2 separate regions of the Homo sapiens genome follow, and region 1 is linked to region 2. Evidence: chromatin loops called from intact Hi-C (ENCODE). Cell type or tissue: ascending aorta. All regions are shown on one strand. Links, peaks and the distances in the headings refer to the core of each region. The heading gives the core; the rest is flanking DNA.

The links. Peaks named below come from ENCODE experiments on the same cell type or tissue, not always from the same donor. Only the 100,000 strongest peaks of a DNase experiment are listed, where the experiment ranks them.
Region 1: it touches region 2 in a loop (2.3-fold over the local background); 8 of 110 quality-filtered maps call a loop at or near these places.

The regions. Positions count from the first base shown.
Region 1 is chr7:37,028,004-37,036,338 of GRCh38, forward strand. The region is part of intron 15 of ELMO1 (engulfment and cell motility 1); the gene reads right to left. Among named protein-coding and RNA genes, the nearest start is that of ELMO1-AS1, 34 kb to the left of the region's middle. RefSeq lists enhancers at 3,691-4,890, 3,725-4,394. In ascending aorta, for the core only: no CTCF peak of the experiment used is centred there; a DNase peak (open chromatin) is centred at 4,078; H3K27ac peaks cover 3,439 bases.
Region 2 is chr7:37,197,063-37,205,397 of GRCh38, forward strand. All of the region lies in intron 13 of ELMO1 (engulfment and cell motility 1), which reads right to left. Among named protein-coding and RNA genes, the nearest start is that of ELMO1-AS1, 200 kb to the left of the region's middle. RefSeq lists enhancers at 1,957-2,016, 6,956-8,155. In ascending aorta, for the core only: CTCF peaks have their summits at 1,993 (motif pointing left) and 4,712 (motif pointing left); DNase peaks (open chromatin) are centred at 1,979 and 4,689; H3K27ac peaks cover 1,692 bases.

The DNA.
Region 1 (8,335 bases), core at 238-8,237, 170 kb before region 2:
GAATATTGCAATGACCATACTACGAGAACTGTCTTTTTTTTTTTTAACAAGTATTTTCTCATTTAATCTTCATAACAGTTCCACAAAGTTAGTGCAGCTATTATCATCCCCATTGTACAGATGAGAAAACAGAGGCACAGAGGAGTAAAGGATCTTGCCCAGACTCACAGAACTAACAAGAGGGAGAGCCAGGGTTTAACACCAGTTTGGGTACAGAATTCCCGGTATTTTGCTGCTCACTGGAGAAGTATTTCCTTTCATGGACAATTTTTAAGGCAGAAAGTTAATACTTTCTAGAAAGCTTATTTGCCGTGATTTTTAAAAACAGTTGATTCCACTTCTTTTTTCCTCCGACCTACCATTTTTATGGAGACTTGATCTTGCCAACTATCATAATTTTTTGGACATGCAATCCTTACAGTTGATAAAACAGCACAGAATTTTCCAATTTATCCATGGCAGACATGTATTCCCATAGAAATTTTATTGTTTTAATATTACTGGGGAGAAAAGTAGACAATTCACAGACTTTTCATTTCAAGGACTACTTATTTGTTTATTGGTTTTATAAATCCTGCTCTTTAAAAAAAAATTATTTGAGAGAAAGTCTTATGGTCTTGCTAGGATGGACAGCAGTGGCATGATCACAGCTCACTGCATCCTTTAACTCCTGGGCTCAAGCGACCGTCCCGCCTCAGCCTCCCAAGTACCTAGGACTATAAGCATGTGCCACTACACCTAGCCGATTCTTTATTTTTTGTACAGAAAAGGTCTTGCTGTGTTGCCCAGGCTGTACATTCTGATTTTAGTAAACAAGACACCAAATCCATTTCCTTTAATAAAAGGCTAATATCCTGAAAGATTAAGAAAATCAAGCTAATCAGACCAATTTATTTCTTGCCATGCATTTATATAGTGCTTAATATATAACAGCCACTGTTCTCAGTGTTTTACAATTATCAAATTATGTAGTTCTCCTATGAACTCCCCATAAGACAGGTTTGGGTCTTATTTCCATTTCATAGGTGAGAAAAATGAGTCACAGAGAGGCTAAGTGACTTGCCCGAGTCACACAGCCAGAGAGAGGCAGAGCCAGACGTACGTGCAGGAGGCAAGCAGCTTTCAGAGGTTGTGATCTTAACCAGATCTGTGCACAACCAGTGTACTCAGAGGTCTCCTTGGCCCAGAAGCTAAATAAATACATAATTGCTGCCATTATGCAGTAGGAGATGTGAATTTGCCCACAGTTCACATAAAAAGACCACAGGCCTCTTTGATCCTGACTGATCACATACATATCAAAGATTACCCCAGGTGTCTCAGGTTTTAGAATCTCTCATCAGTAAGTAGCCAAATTATATCAGTTTGAATCATTACAAACAATTCCATGCACACTGATTTCTTTAAAAAAAAAAAATCACGGCGATTATGAAGATTATGTAAGTACTGGATTTCTTTATTTCACAGAAAGAGCCTCAAAACCAAACCAAAACAACCAAACACAACAGATGTTAGTGTTTTGGTGGTATTTTGGGAAATAAATTTGAGTATAACACAGCATACTCACTAGGGTGTGCTCTCAGAATGTATTGAACATACAGACATCCTGGAAGGGAATCTGGTTTTGCAGTTAATAAAAATTATTTGCACCATAAAAATGCCCTAATAAAATTAGGCTTAAACTCTTGTTATTGGTATAAGGAGTCTACTTTTTCATTCTCCACAGCATCGTAAGCTAATTGGTATTCCTACGAATAAAACATTCTTTTTTTATTCCTGGGCCACTGGGATGGAGGCATGTATAGATTCTGCCTTAGAAATGTATGTTTGTGAAGAATTAGAGTCTTAAATTAATGGGTGAAGATCTTTTTTAAAACCTTAGTTTCCTCCTAAGTTATTCGTAATACTCGATGTCTGCTACTTTTTTTCTTCAGTCTTACTGACTTATAATGATAATCAACCCCCGAAGGTTCTATAAGATCCCTGCAAGTCTTTTCAGGTGGCTATAATCCAATCACAGACATTGCCTCCAGGAGAATTTGCCCTAAACCAAATTCAGTGAGGGCTACTTTCCTCTCCAGCTTCTTGGCGGCCATCTTTCTCTCTCTCTCTTTTTAAAAATCTTCACTAAGGAGAGACCATTTTAGATAAGAAAACAACTTAATGAAAACCTAAGGATGAGACTAAACATAAGATGCTTTTAAAGGAAGAAAAATACTGATGAAATTGTTCAGAACTTCCTCCTATGTGAAATGCAAGTTGATACTCTCAGGCATTTTTGTTCCTATTCCTCACAGATATTTTATTTCATTTCTTAGTCATTCAATTTTGTTACTAATACTTGAAACTGTTTTTTTTTCCTCTCCCCTGACAAATGCATTCTGAAACTTTCATTTTATAAACACTTGCCAATTCTCTAAAACAAGAGAGCATTTTTACTATTCTACAACACATAGCAGTGACCCAGGATATCTTATATGGTTAATATAACGTACAATAAGATACCCAATATGACAACATGGTTCTTAGTAAGAAAGACATTCTATCGAGTGTGTATATACTCTTGTGGATTCCTTATGAATGGCTTCAAAATTATTTGATAGTCATTACTACCTCACAGGGGAAAAAAGCATCAGCTCACTAATACTGGAGAAGAGATACCTGGATAATTGTTCTTCTTCCCAATCTCCTTGCTCTTTCTCGTCTCCTTCATAGATTTGTTTTTTGTTTTTGTTCGTTTTCCTTCTGCCCAAAGTTCTTTTCTCACCATTCTTTTCTTCTCACTCTTCACTCCTGCACTAGGAGGACTAATCTGGTCCTGTAGCTTCTACATTCATAGATGCCAAATCTCTATTTTGAACCAAGATAGTTTCCTGAGCTCCAGACAACTCCTTATTGGACACGCCCATCTTAGCCACATCTCTTAGCCACCTCAAAGTCAAAATTGACAAAACATAACTCCTATTCTTTATGGCTTATCCAAACTTACTAGGTTCTCCATCTCAGCTATTTTTGCTCAGTTGACTCTTCTCTCAATCACCATCTCACAAATATATTATATTTACTCCTTTCCTTTCCCACTGCCACTGACCTTGGTTCAGGTGCTCATCACTGCTCTTCCGGATTAAGACAAAAGGCTACAATGGTCTCCCAGTCTCGGGACAGATCCATTTCCCTCACTGTCTTCCATGAGGAGCTCATCAAAACCTAACTATAGCCACATGTATAGCCTCTGCTTAAAATCCTTCAGATAAAGTAACGCCTCTTCACAACACGGACCCTGACTCGCCCTGAATGAGATGGTTTCTGGGTCAGCTTGAAAAAATGTTTCCAGAATGCATTTGCCAAGGGAAAAGAAGAAAATTTTGCATTTGCAAAATTTTGAGAAAATAAGACAATAATGAAAAACATAAACTGTTTGGAAGACTTTTAGACTTAATACATGCTTTTCCCTCTGCCTTAATCACCCTTCCTCATCTCAATTCGCTCCTCAGTGGTAACTCCTGCAGGTCTTTCAGAATCCAGAGCAGTTGTTCCCACTTCCAGGGGATTCTTTTACGCCCATTCTCTATAGGCTGAGCCTTCTAAGTGTCTCCATCTGACCCTCTGCCACTTTTCCAATGCTCTGTTTGCTTTTTTGTCTCCTTGTGGAAATTCTAATACCCTTGAGGCTTAGGACTACGCCTTCTCTGTCTTTATATATTCAGTACTTAGGGCCTCAAAAAATGTTTGTGGAATGCATGTTTACACGTGAAGCAGGCCTTACCCAATGGAGCCGAGTTCTTGAAGTCACCACATTCAAAAATTATTCTTCTCCTCACATTGAAATATTGCACTGAAATATTATATTCTTGATAGTGACAGTTAATCATTAAACATCCTTCCCCACTGGCAAAACAAAACATGACCACAGGAGAAGGCTCCGTGGAGACCATGCCCACACATTTCAGTGCCTGGGCTAAAATAAGCATGTAAGTGTGTAGGACTGATCATCATATTGCACCAGGAAGCGCGCCCTTCCAGATTTAAAAATATACTTGTTTGGCTTGATTCAGGCTGCTCCTCATTCCAGGCCTGCGTGAGTCATTGGAGAAACATCCTATTAGAGTGCACCCCTACTGATTGGCTTCCTTTGTATGTTCACGGTGACTCAGAAGAGATGACTCACAGTTCACGCTTATGACAAAAAGAACTTGCTCTCCCTTCCTTTTCATTACCCATGTTTTGCAGGCTTTATTGGCACCTTTGAAAAACATCTAAGGGAGCAAGGGAAAGGAAAACACAGGGGGCAGCCTGAGAATTGGCACTACTTATTTTTAACAAGCAACCCTACTTAAAGCACCTTTCATCAGAGCAGCACAGATATACTTTGGAGGCCTAATACATCCAATGCTCACATTATTCCTGGAAGGTCAGTAACTGGATGCTATTGCTCCACCCTGCCAGTTGATGGAAAGGAGGGATGCTCGAAGGACATAAAGATACTTCGCAATGTCCCTCTGCAGGGCTGGCACCCAACGCTGGGCTCTCAGAGCCGCTGTTGATAAAATGGCTGGTTAGATCATCCTCTCTTGGTTATAATACCCAAAGCCTTGGCCAAGGAGAGAGACATTCTCCAAAATAATCAGTGGTCAAGCAGTGAGCATGAAGCAAAGTGAGAGGACAATCCAACCACGACAATCTTCTGGATGCCTCAAGATGCTCATGACCTGTCACTGGCAGAAACTGTTGGGTTCTGTGCCAGTTACAAACAACAGAGGTTAGTTCCTTTCATTCCACTTCAGAAAACATTTCTGAGTACTTATCCACAGAGATGGATCAGGCATAGACTCTGACCAGGAGAGCAACAAGATAAAGTGCAGTGAGTTATACACCACAAAGTAAGGACAGGTCAAGTGTCTGGAGAGTCCAGGGGAAGAGTTGGCTTTATTTTTTAGAGAAACTGGCATTTGAATTGCACCTAAGGATGGGTGGAATCTAAATCATACTTCTACACTTCATCTTAGCCAAAACGCCGAGAAGCGATAAAATCATATTTCTGAATGTGTTTTTCCTTCAGAATAATTTACTAGTCAGGCTCATCTCAAATTCCATTTACATTCAGACTCCACATTCCATAATCGCTGTCTCCTGGAAGCCATTGAAATGCATGCATATACGTCTGCCTGCAAAGGAGACACTTCTGTGTGCAGTTCTGGGTGGGTTTATGGTACCCAAATAAACGGAGCAGGAGGAGCGCAGACGGGCTAAGTCCAAATTGTTCCCCCTTCCAGGGGATCCTTGTGCAGTGAGCTCTGCCTATGCTTTAATAAAAGGGGATAAAAATACTTGCCACCTACTTACCTCCGAGACACACTGCAAGGCTGGATCGTGTTCACGGCAGTGTGAATTTTTCAGGAGATAAGTGATCTATGAAAACAAAGCTTTATTATCATAAATGTTGAGCGAAAATGAAGCAAAACCAATGTCTAGGCCATGTGTTTAGTGTTAAAAAAAAAAAAAATACACCAAACAGACACTGGATTATAACTTTCCAGCAAGCCAGCATTCCAATGTCAAGGCCTGAATGTCCCTTCCCAGGGAGTAGGGCTACAAGGGTCCCGGTACACTGAATATCTGATGAAATGAGGCAAATGCAGTGTTTTGATGACAGATGTTTCTGATAAGAATACAGAATTTGGAAAAGAAATTGCAAGGCAAATCTGTCCCATGATGTGAGATCAGGGACATGAATACTGGAGACTAAGATCATCAGAATTGATCCCTAAAGAACTGCGAAGAGATGTGGAGGAAACTAAGAGAAAGACTATTCATTGCCCGAGGCAGAAGGGAGTGGGTGGTTCAGAATCTTCAGGGGTGCGGAATAAAGACAACAGAAGATAAAGGGAGGAAGCGAACAGTTAGCTAGTAACTCTCTCAATTAGGTTTAAGATAAGAGAGACAGTGCTGTGCCAAAAAAAAATTAGAGCATTAGTGGACTTACTTACATTGTATTCCCATGTACAAATCAGATATACGTTTAGGAGATGAATTACTTCTAATTCCTCACAACTTCACACAGTTGAGAGATCAGAGGGAAAAAAATGTGTAATAACATGAGTTAAATTGTGACCTTCCACCCTCAAATTCCTATGTTGAAGTCCTAACCCCAGTACCTCAGAATGTGACTGTGTCTGGAGAAATGGTCTCTAAAGAGTGAAGTTAAAATGACAACAGGGTGGGCTCTAATCCAATAGGACTGGTGCCCTTATAAGAAGAGGATATTACAATACAGACATGAACAGAGGGAGGCCCATTTGAAGACACACGAGAATATGGTCATCTACAAGCCAAGGAGACAGGCCCCAGGAACAAACCAATGCCTTGATCTCAGACTCTGGCCTCTGTAATCATGATTTTTTTAAAAAATTATGTTGTTTAAACCACTCAGTCTGTGGTACAGTTGACCTATGAACAACATGGAAGTTAGGGGAACCAACCCTTTGCACAGTCAAAAATCTATGTGTAACTTTTGACTCCCCCAAAACTTTACTAATATCCTACTGTTGGCTAGATGCCTATCAGATAGCAAAAACAGTTGATTAATACATATTTTGCATGTTATATGTATTATATATTGTATTATTACAATAAAGTAAACCAGATAAAAGCCTTACTGGTCCTTATGACTCCCTGATCTAGAAGCTGAATTAGGGATGTTGTTTGGGGGCAAGTAGACTGTTTCAGTTTCTTTGATTTTGAACTTATGGGGTTCTGGGTGGCAGGGGCATTGTCCAATATGGAAAGAACTTTAAAAGGCAGTCCCTTACTGGCAAGGTACTTCCTGACTTCAGGGACAAATATCCATGGGACCAATCCAGAAAAAGTGTTCTTTTTGTCCAGAGCTCCTTCTTGTACAACAAGAAGACTGGAAGCTGGTGTTTATCTCCTTCCTTCAGGGGTTGGAAGTGAGCAGCTTTATAGATAAAGGCAGCCCTGATCATAAACCCAAATGCATTTGCCCAGAACCAGTAGAGTTAACCTAGTCCTTCCAGCCTTAAATCCTGGTGCTTGCTTCTCTTCCTTTCCAATAGATTCCTTGGTGGCATTTTCCATTCCCCCATGATAGGGCACTTTTGTCTTCATTAAAAACCTGTTCAGGCAGATATCCTTTCCCATTAATGATTTTCTTAATGGCGGTTTGGAACTCATCTGCTTCCTCTTGTTGGCAGAAGCTATTTCTCCTATTAGCTAGACAATTTTAAAGATAAATCTCTTTCTAAAATTATCCAACCATCCTTTGCTGGCATTAAATTCTCCAGATTTTGATCTTTCACCTTCCTTTTGCTTTAAGTTGTCACAGAATGACTTCTTTTTTGGTTGGATCATATTCAAGTCTATAGCTATGCTTTTCTAATAGCAATTCTGCACCCACACAAAAGCTGCATTTTCAGTATGAGATTAAAACGTATTTCATAAAAAGTGAAAGATTTTTGTACCTGCTGCATAACTGCAGAAACAGCTTCCTGAATTTCCTTTTCTTTTTTACAATGGTCCTTATGCTGGATTAATCTAGCTTGAAATGTCAGGCAACTGCAGCTGCAGACCTCAATATTTGGTACATATCAAGCAATTCAACTTTTTCTTATAATATCATGACTTTGCTTCTTGGAAGCACTTCCAGCATGATTAGTGGTACTTCCTATGGGTCCATGATGTTATTCAAGGCTTAAAGGATTACACTAAACTTGATGAGAAATAAAAGAGAACTATGAGAGATCATTTTTCACTGTAATACACAATTTACCAGAGAGAAAACTTTATCTGGAGATGATTACCATCACATGGTGTGTTAAGCAGATACTTGCAACATTTGAGCTCACTGCAACACCAAAAGGAGATGGCTATGAAACCATTAGTCATACAGTATGTACTACAGTTAATTTTATGCAGTTATGATTTAACACTGCACCTTTGCATTTGTTGACATTTCTCTTGACTGTGAATGATGCCATGTATGGTCTGTAAATGTTTAAGTTTTGATACATTTAAACTTTCTGTAATGGATTTGTGTATATTTTATGGTAGTGAATGATAAAATAGAGTAGTATCTACATATGTTTCATGCATCATGGCATACCTAATTTTTTGGATATTTCTAGGCTACACAGTTTGTTGGAGTATTTTCAAATTGTCGCAAATCTCTAAAAAATTTTCCAACCTATTTATTGAAAAAAAAAACCATGCATAAGTGGACCCATGCAATTCAAACCCATGTTGCTCAAGGGTCAACTGTACTTTGTCATGGCAGCCCTAGCAAACTCATGTGTATACAAAGTACCTTTGAAGATGCTTA
Region 2 (8,335 bases), core at 204-8,203:
AATAACAAGAAAGCAAAGGGTTAATAAATACCCCTTACCCTTTTAACCATGTTGTCCCAAGCACCATCTCGGGAGTGTGCACCACTTCTCATTGGAAAGTTTGTAGGTTTGCAGAGTTCATGGAAGATTCTTCCTGCTCCTCTTTCTCTCGTCTTCAGAATGAACAAGTGCAGGAAGTATGCAGAGATGCCCGCACAGGGCCAGTTCTTATGTAACCATGTGATTCTCAAATTGGTTCTTGTCCCTTCCCATTGGAAAGGTTTTGACAGTCTTCCTACACATACAAAATGCCATCCCCAGAATTAGAATCCCACGCCATGAAGCCAGCTCCCAGCATAAAAATTACTTCCCGGCAGACGTGAAACAGACATGTCCGAGTCTGGACGTCGTGCTCACACCTCCTCTCCCGAGGTCACATCACACTGAATTCAGAGGTAGGAAGGGCACTGTGACAAATAGTCACCACTTGAAAAAATGGAAAACAAAATAAAAAGTACCACAACAGCACACTGTCTCAGGAGAAAGGATAAAGATAGAAGGCATGCTAGCTTTGCGTGGAGCTGATTGATGGCCATCAAAAGCAGGTCAATGGGAAGCAGGTAACTGGATCACAGGACTCTTAACTGGTCATTCCTTCCCTCTCTTGCCTGCACCCCAGAATAACCAGCATGATTCTCAGGGGTGCTTTGATATGATCCTACTAGAGGCAAAATCACGAGTACAAGCACCTACAGAAAATCATCAGAGGAAGAGGTGCTGGATGCCTATAACTACCTTTCCCAGGTACCAGGACCCCATCACCACTCAGCCCTGCCAGACTCTGGTGGTCCTCTGTCCTAGCACTGTCCAGCCTAGGTCCAAGGCACTCTCCAAAGGGTATCGTGGATGGAGTCATCCAATTGAAAAATGCTTCCTGTCATGGACAGTAATATTGATTTAATATATGTTGTGGTTTTGAGTCTTATCTGCTTTTGAAAATCTGCACAAGAGCAGGCAGCATAAGGACATCCTCGGCCATGTGCCTACATGCTAATTCCTGAGTAGCAAAAATACAGAGCAAAAAATCCACCGCTTCCTTCACTAAAGAGGCTCTTTGAGGGGTATAAAAGTCCTGCACTGCTAAGCACTCTTACGAAATTCTCTAGAATTCATGGACTTTGGGATATGCCACTCCTGACAATTAACTGTTTTTGAAGCCATGTATTTCTACTCTCAGACCCAGCTGGTTATAGTCAAATGAAGAATGTCCCCAGTCATCTGGGTTACTGTAAATGCATTCTGCAGACTCATTTCCACCATCAGATCCAAATGACAATCATCAATTGTAAAAACTTACTAAAACTGGCTCCATGCCAAGGCTTCTCAGAACTTAACATCAATTAACTCATTAATGTCCATAACAAGCCTGGGTGGGAGATACGACTATATCCAACTCACTAATGAGGCAAGAAACACTTAGGTAAATTGTTCAAGATCACACAGCTAATGAGCAATGAAGCTGGGATGCAAAACCAGGCAGTCTGGCACCAAAGGCTGCACTCGTAAAAGCTATGTTTTATTAGCCTCAAACACAATTGACTTGCTTATACATTACGAGACCCTGACGTTTCTTTGCCCTTGGTTCCCTATGTGTCACCCTTGCACCTGCTGGATGGTGCCCTTTTGCTCCAAAGCGCCATGTGCAAAGAAAGGATGCCAAGGAAGTTTGCACAATACACTCAGGGACGAAGGATTGACACTGTTTAATATGTTGCCTCTCCTTCCGCCACAGCCAGGGGACAGAGTTATTGGAGATTTTGAGCTAAAAGGGGGAAGGAGGAAGATTCTGGCTGGAAAAGCATTTTTCTGAACCTGCTAAACTTACCCACTTAGAAGAGTCCCCACTAAGTCCTCCACTTCATGAACACATCAGAGCTGCTCTTTATTGAAGTGCCATCAGCCTGCAGAGTTTCTCACACACATGCCTTTGATAGGCGCGCCCCCTAGTGGACCAGAGAACAGATTCAACCCTAACTGCCCACAAATGTCCCTCCTAAGGCACCACAATGCGTGCTAAATAGGAAAGGAGTTTGGAAAAACAGGACTGGAAGAAACCTGTCTCTTCACCTGGTGTTCAATAACCATTCCTGAGAAATTGTGTCTGGAGTTAAAGTTAATTACCGTAAAAAGTAAGAAGAACGAAGGTCAAGTATTATCATGGTAATGAATCATAGGTCATTTGTTTTTAAAATTTTTCCCTTAAAATAGTTCCTCTAAAAATATGAAAACGGGCTGAACATGGTGGCCCACATCTGTAATCCCAGCATTTTGGGAGGCTGAGGTGGGAGGTGGAGGTTGCAGTGAGCCATGATGATGCCACTGCACTCCAGCCTGGGCAAAAGAACAAGACCCTGTCTCAAAACAAAACAAAGTTTTAAAAGTACAATTATTCATGCATCCCCTTTTCAGAAGGAGTCCACAGGTCATGGGTGCTTCTGAAATTAGATTACTCCCAGCAATAAGTACTCCTCCTTGCTCCCTCCCCATGCCGGAGTAGGAAGAAGGGAGTAACATATCCCATACGAAAGTCACCAAACAGATGGAAATGGTGGCAACAGCACATGCCTTGCAGCAAGAGCAAAACATGGGCCAACTCTTCACCTGAGACAGTGACAGAGAGCTTGTGTTAGGACTGTCCTTAGGGGCCCCACTGCACCAGTTTGGATGTCCTTTCTCAATGCAGCTGACAGCAAAGGTGGATCACAGAAGAAAGATCTGCAAGTATTCTAAGTGGGAGTTCTTGATCTCTCTGCACCCCTAGGAAGTATGATGATGCTACACTGAAGTGGAAATGGCCCCACGAGACCTTGAGTTATCTGAGAAGAGCCCACTGTGCAGAGGCCCTGCCCCATGACTTAATGTGCTTGGTTCACTTGGTTCAATGACAGGAAATAAACCTGATCTTCTTCAGTTTTTCAAGAGAGCTTTCCAAAGCTAACCTTTTCTTTCCTACATGTGCAGCTACAACTTGTTTTTTATCCCCCCACAGACAGATAGGGTTTCGCTCTGTTGCCCAGGCTGGAATTCAGTGATGTAATCATAGCTTGCTGCAGCCTTGACCTTCTGGGCTCAAGAGATCCTCCTGCCTCAGCCTCCCAAGCAGCTGGGACTACAGACGCATGCCACCAGGCCAAGCTAATTAATTTTTTTTTTTTTTTTGTAGAGACAAGAGTGTGACTTTATTGCCCAGGCTAGTCTTGAACTCCTGGCCTCAAGTGATCCTCTCTCCTCTGCCTCCCAAACTGCTGAAATTATAGGAGAGAGCCACTGTGCCCAACTAGCAGCTACAACTTTAAGACAACTCTGCATATAAAATTAAACATGAAGACAGTGCATGCCATTCTCTCTGTCATTTGACCAAAAGCATCCAAGAAAGACAGCACAGAGGCAACCCTGAACATGTACAGGCAGGGTGCTGGCAATCCTCTCTTCACCTGTGACGAATGGGCCACCTGAAAAGGATGCCCACCTGCCAATCAGTGAAGTGTGCAACCAAACTCCCTGACAGTTTTTGCTTGACCCATCAGCAGCTTCATAGGCCACCCACTTTCGCTTCTCTTCCCTTTTAAAATTCCCCTTTATGGCCAGGCGCCATGGCTCACACCTGTAATCCAAGCACCTTGGGAGGCCAAGGCGGGTGGGTCGCTTGAGCTCAAGAGTTTGAGACCAGCCTGGGCAACATGGTGAAATGCTGTCTCTACCACAAATACAAAAAAATAGCTGGGCCTGGTGGTGAGCGCCTGTGGTCCTGAGGTGGTAGGATAGCTGGAGCCCAGGAGGCAGTTGAGCCGAGATCGCACCACTGCACTCCAGCCTGGGTGACAAAGTGAGACTCTGTCTCAATAAAAAAAAAAAAAATACAAATAAAAATAAATTCCCCTTAATATTTTTAGGAGTGAGGAAAGAAAAGTTAGAGATAAAAAGAAAAGAATGCTCAAGAGGCTCGAATGCTCCCTACCATTAAAACAGAAATCTCAACAGTACCTCTGAACATACAGCTCCAGAAATGGCTACTGTTTAAAAAATTGAAAAATGATTCTAAAAGATTCTATTTACCTGAGAACCACATGTCAAGAGTCAGATCAAACTTCCCCATACAGCTTTGCATAACTCCCCACCAATGCTGGTTCACTTTAACTCCCTTTACTACCCTGCCCTCCTCACGTTATTACTGTCACATATTTTAATAATGGGACAGTACTTTCAACCCCCAAATACATTATTATTGTTTTTACAGCCAACATTCATAGACTTTCCATTTCCAGTGCATTCTTTCCTATATTTCCATGTTAAAGCAGAAAGCAAAAATTGCTTGCCCTACTTAAAATACTTTCATGACAGAGTAAGGAAAAATAACTGGGAATGAGAGTTGGGAGACTCAGGTCCTGGGAAAAAGCCCATCTGCCATGAACATCAGGCAAATCCCATTTAATAGGGGGGCCAGTTGCACATCCAACAATGCTTCTAGTTCCTACCGGGTCCTGATGAAAGCTTTAGAGCCCTCTAAGGAGACCCCAAGAACCCCTGTCTTGGCCTTTAAACTTTAAACAACTTCAAACGTTTCAGGCTTATAAGCAGGGTTGCAACGTAACAGAATGTCCCAGCAGCTGGTCAGCCAGAGTTCAGGGGACTGGCTGAGAGCCAATGGCTGTGTGTTTGCGCCATCTGGTGGCTATTTCTGCTCTGGTTCACTAAGGAATTTCCTGGCTTGTTGGGGCCAGGGATGCCTCAGAAGTTATTAGAACTGAGGTCTGCAGCATTTCAGATAGGAAAAGAGAGAGTCCGGTCTGATCAAAGTGTCAAGGAGGCTGACAGTGTAAGATCTGGTCCCTGAGGAACAGGCACATCTCTGTGAGTTCATGCAGCCTGAACCATCCCAGGTAATCCCTTTACCCATGTCCCCCAAGGATCCTTCAGGTGAAAGGGGCTGACTGGGTCTGGTGGACTGGCTAGGACTGGCAGAGCTTCCCTGCAGAGCACCCCGGGACCTCCTGCATTCTATATAGCTATAACTGTATAAGATTTCAGTAAATGTGTGTTTTTAAATATACTGTTATTTTACTTTTAGGTTTATGGGTTAAATCTAAAATGTATTTGAAAGCAAAGTACTTGTTTCAGAATACTATCCCAGTTATTAATAAGGGATATAGGGAAAAGTGATTCGATTGACAAAAACCTGCATTATCTTGTGCTTTCCAGAGATGCTCTGTGGCAAAAAGAGAATACCACAAAAATTAAGTGAATGTCAAAATTTAATTTCTCCAATTCCCATAAATGTATTCTAGATTCTTACTAATGCTGTCCTTGTACTCCAAGAGACTGCACCACATTCTTAGTGATGAAAGCCTATGATAAAATCACACTGGGATCGGTGCTGAAATATAAGGCAAGTCCACCATAGACTGGCTTCTCTTCACCTAGAATGATTTTTCTGAGAATTCACCAGGTTTTGGGGATGCGGTATTTTGGTATAGCAGCCATTTCAAGGCAGTTTCTGGCTTTAAAATAAATGAATTGAAACACAGTAAGTTATAATACTTCCCCTGTGAATTCCAACATGGTACTACTGAGCAGTACTGAATGATCTGTAGAAATTATTTAGCTTTTCCTTCTTACTGTAATTTATACTTCCCTCAGGTGGCCATTTTTCCCCATCAGAGAGAGAATATGGGGCCAGGCCATAGTGCAGGAAAAAAATGAGCCACCTCTTTTTCAGGGTTTGTGGGTCAAATTGGTCCCAATGGCTTAGGATGTATTTCAAGGGTGAGCCTGTTGATGTCTCAGTGTTTTCCATCTGAAAGACAAAACCGCCCATGGTTTTGGTTTGTTTCTCCCCCTCCCCAAGAACCCACAACTGTCCCTGGACCCTGCTGATCGGAATAGTTGTGCTCACTAATGCAGTAGCAGAAACAACCCCTCCCCAAGAACCCACAACGGTCCCTGGACCCTGCTGATCAGAATAGTTGCACTCACTGATGCAGCAGCAGAAACACTAGTTTTCCTCCCAGACCACAAGGAGGACCAAGAAGGTCAGATTTAGTGGCCTTTATTGACACATTCTCGAAAACCTGGACCCTTGCCTGTCCTCCTAGACCACAAAGAGGACTGAGCAAAATTGTATTTAATGGCCCTTACTGACACATTCTCGAAAACCTGTTAGAGTCTTAAGCATTCTCCCGTTAGTATTGGGACCTTACCCATGTCCTATAAAGATGTTATGCCCGAAAAATGAAGTGGAGGGTCGTACCCTGAGGGAGGGAAGGGATCTCCAGAGTTGGAAGAGTGATGTCTTTTGTCCTCACTTATATGAATAGGAAGGATACAATTTCTGAGGCTCACCATATCCTAGCTTCAGGAATAGCTTTTGTTAGGCCTGATTGTCTGAGGAGGGATCCTAAAATTCCAGATAGTCCCCCTACAATGGGGCTTTGGGCAAAAATTACATCTTTCTGATTGGTGAGCCCGGGCACCTAAAGAAGGTAACAGAGTCCTGGAGTTTATACTAGAAATAATTCTTATAGGAGAAACTAGAAAAGCACCAGAGACAGGGAGTGGTTTTTTAGAAGTGGGACTAGCCTCAGAGAAGAGAGGCGAGAGGAAGTTTGTCTGGCAGGCATTAGGACCCAGGCGGCAAGGGTCAGAATAGATAGGATAGATGGGCGAGTCTGCTTGGACGACATGCCTTTGAGAGTTCTGCTCATGGCTGCAGGGTCAACCAACTTGTTGTTGGGATCCCAGAGCTGAATGGCTTTCCTCTCTGTCGACCCTCGGCTCAGCCCAGAAGTACAGGAAAAGCAGAAGCTGGTTCCAGGCAAACCAACGCTCCCAACTCCGAAGAGTCAGGGATTGTTAGAGAGCCCTTTCCCAGAAAGCCTGACACGTGTGTCTTTAGTCTGGCAGCCACGCTAGTCGCTTTTAACTGGCCAACAGGTGCCCAGTATTTAGCCCCCGAATTCTAAGGAAAAATAGGACAGAATAGCAAGCAAAAGGGGTCCGACGGTACTCACCATTTGGCAATAGGCATTAGTCTCACCGCCTGGCGATGGGCGATGGTCCCATCTGGGTGGCCAAAATGTGTCTGGAATTGGTGGGTTCTTGGTCTTGCTGACTTCAAGAATGAAGCCATGGACCCTCACAGTGAGTGTTACAGTTCTTAAAGATGGTGTGTCCAGAGTTTGTTCCTTCTGATGTTCGGACATGTCCAGAGTTTCTTCCTTCTGGTGGGTTCGTGGTCTCGCTGACTTCAAGAGTGAAGCTGCAGACCTTCGCGGTGAGTGTTACAGTTCATAAAGGCGGCATGTCTGGAGTTGTTCATTCCTCCTGGTGGGTTCCTGGTCTCGGTGACTTCAGGAATGAAGCTGCAGACCTTCGCGGTGAGTGTTACACCTCATAAAGGCGGCACAGACCCAAAGAGTGAGCAGCAGCAAGATTTATTGCAAAGAGCAAAAGAACAAAGCTTCCACAGCATGGAAGGCGACCCAAAGGGGTTGCCGCTGCTGGCGCAGGTGGCCTGCTTTTTTTTCCCTTCTTTGGCCCCGCCCATATCCTGCCGATTGGTCCATTTTAAAGAGAGCGCATTGGTCCATTTTACAGAGTGCTGATTGGTCTGTTCTGACAGCATGCTGACTGGTGCATTTACAAACCTTTAGCTAGACACAGAGCACTGATTGGTGCATTTACAATCCTTTAGCTAGAAAGAAAAGTTCTCCAAGTCCCCCACCCGATTAGCTAGACACAGAGTGCTGACTGGTGTGTTTACAAACCTTTAGCTAGACACAGAGTGCTGATTGGTGCGTTTACAATCCTATAGCTAGGCAGAAAAGTTCTCCAAGTCCCCTACCTGATTAGCTAGACACAGACAGCTGATTGGTGCATTTACAAACCTTTAGCTAGACACAGAGTACTGATTGGTGCGTTTACAATCCTTTAGCTAGACACACAATTCTCCAAGTCCCCACCCAACCCAGAAGCCCAGCCGGCTTCACCTCTCATTACCATTTAAGAGCAGACTTTCTCTTCCCCACTTATCACAGACGGGACCCTCTGGGATTCTCCTCTCCATAGTTTACTGCTGCCCAAAAGCTCCCTGGGGACTTCCAAGTATAGTAGACTCTTCTTATTTGCAGTAGTTATGTCCTAGAAAGTTGCTGCAAATAAGTTAACAACTACTGAACCATTGCTCCTAGGAACAATATTAAATTGTTTCTGCGAGCCTCTGACCATAACGCTTTTGCCAACCAGTGAATATATAACCTTCTTTTATGTGTGTTTCTGTTTAAAGACACCCTATTTAGTA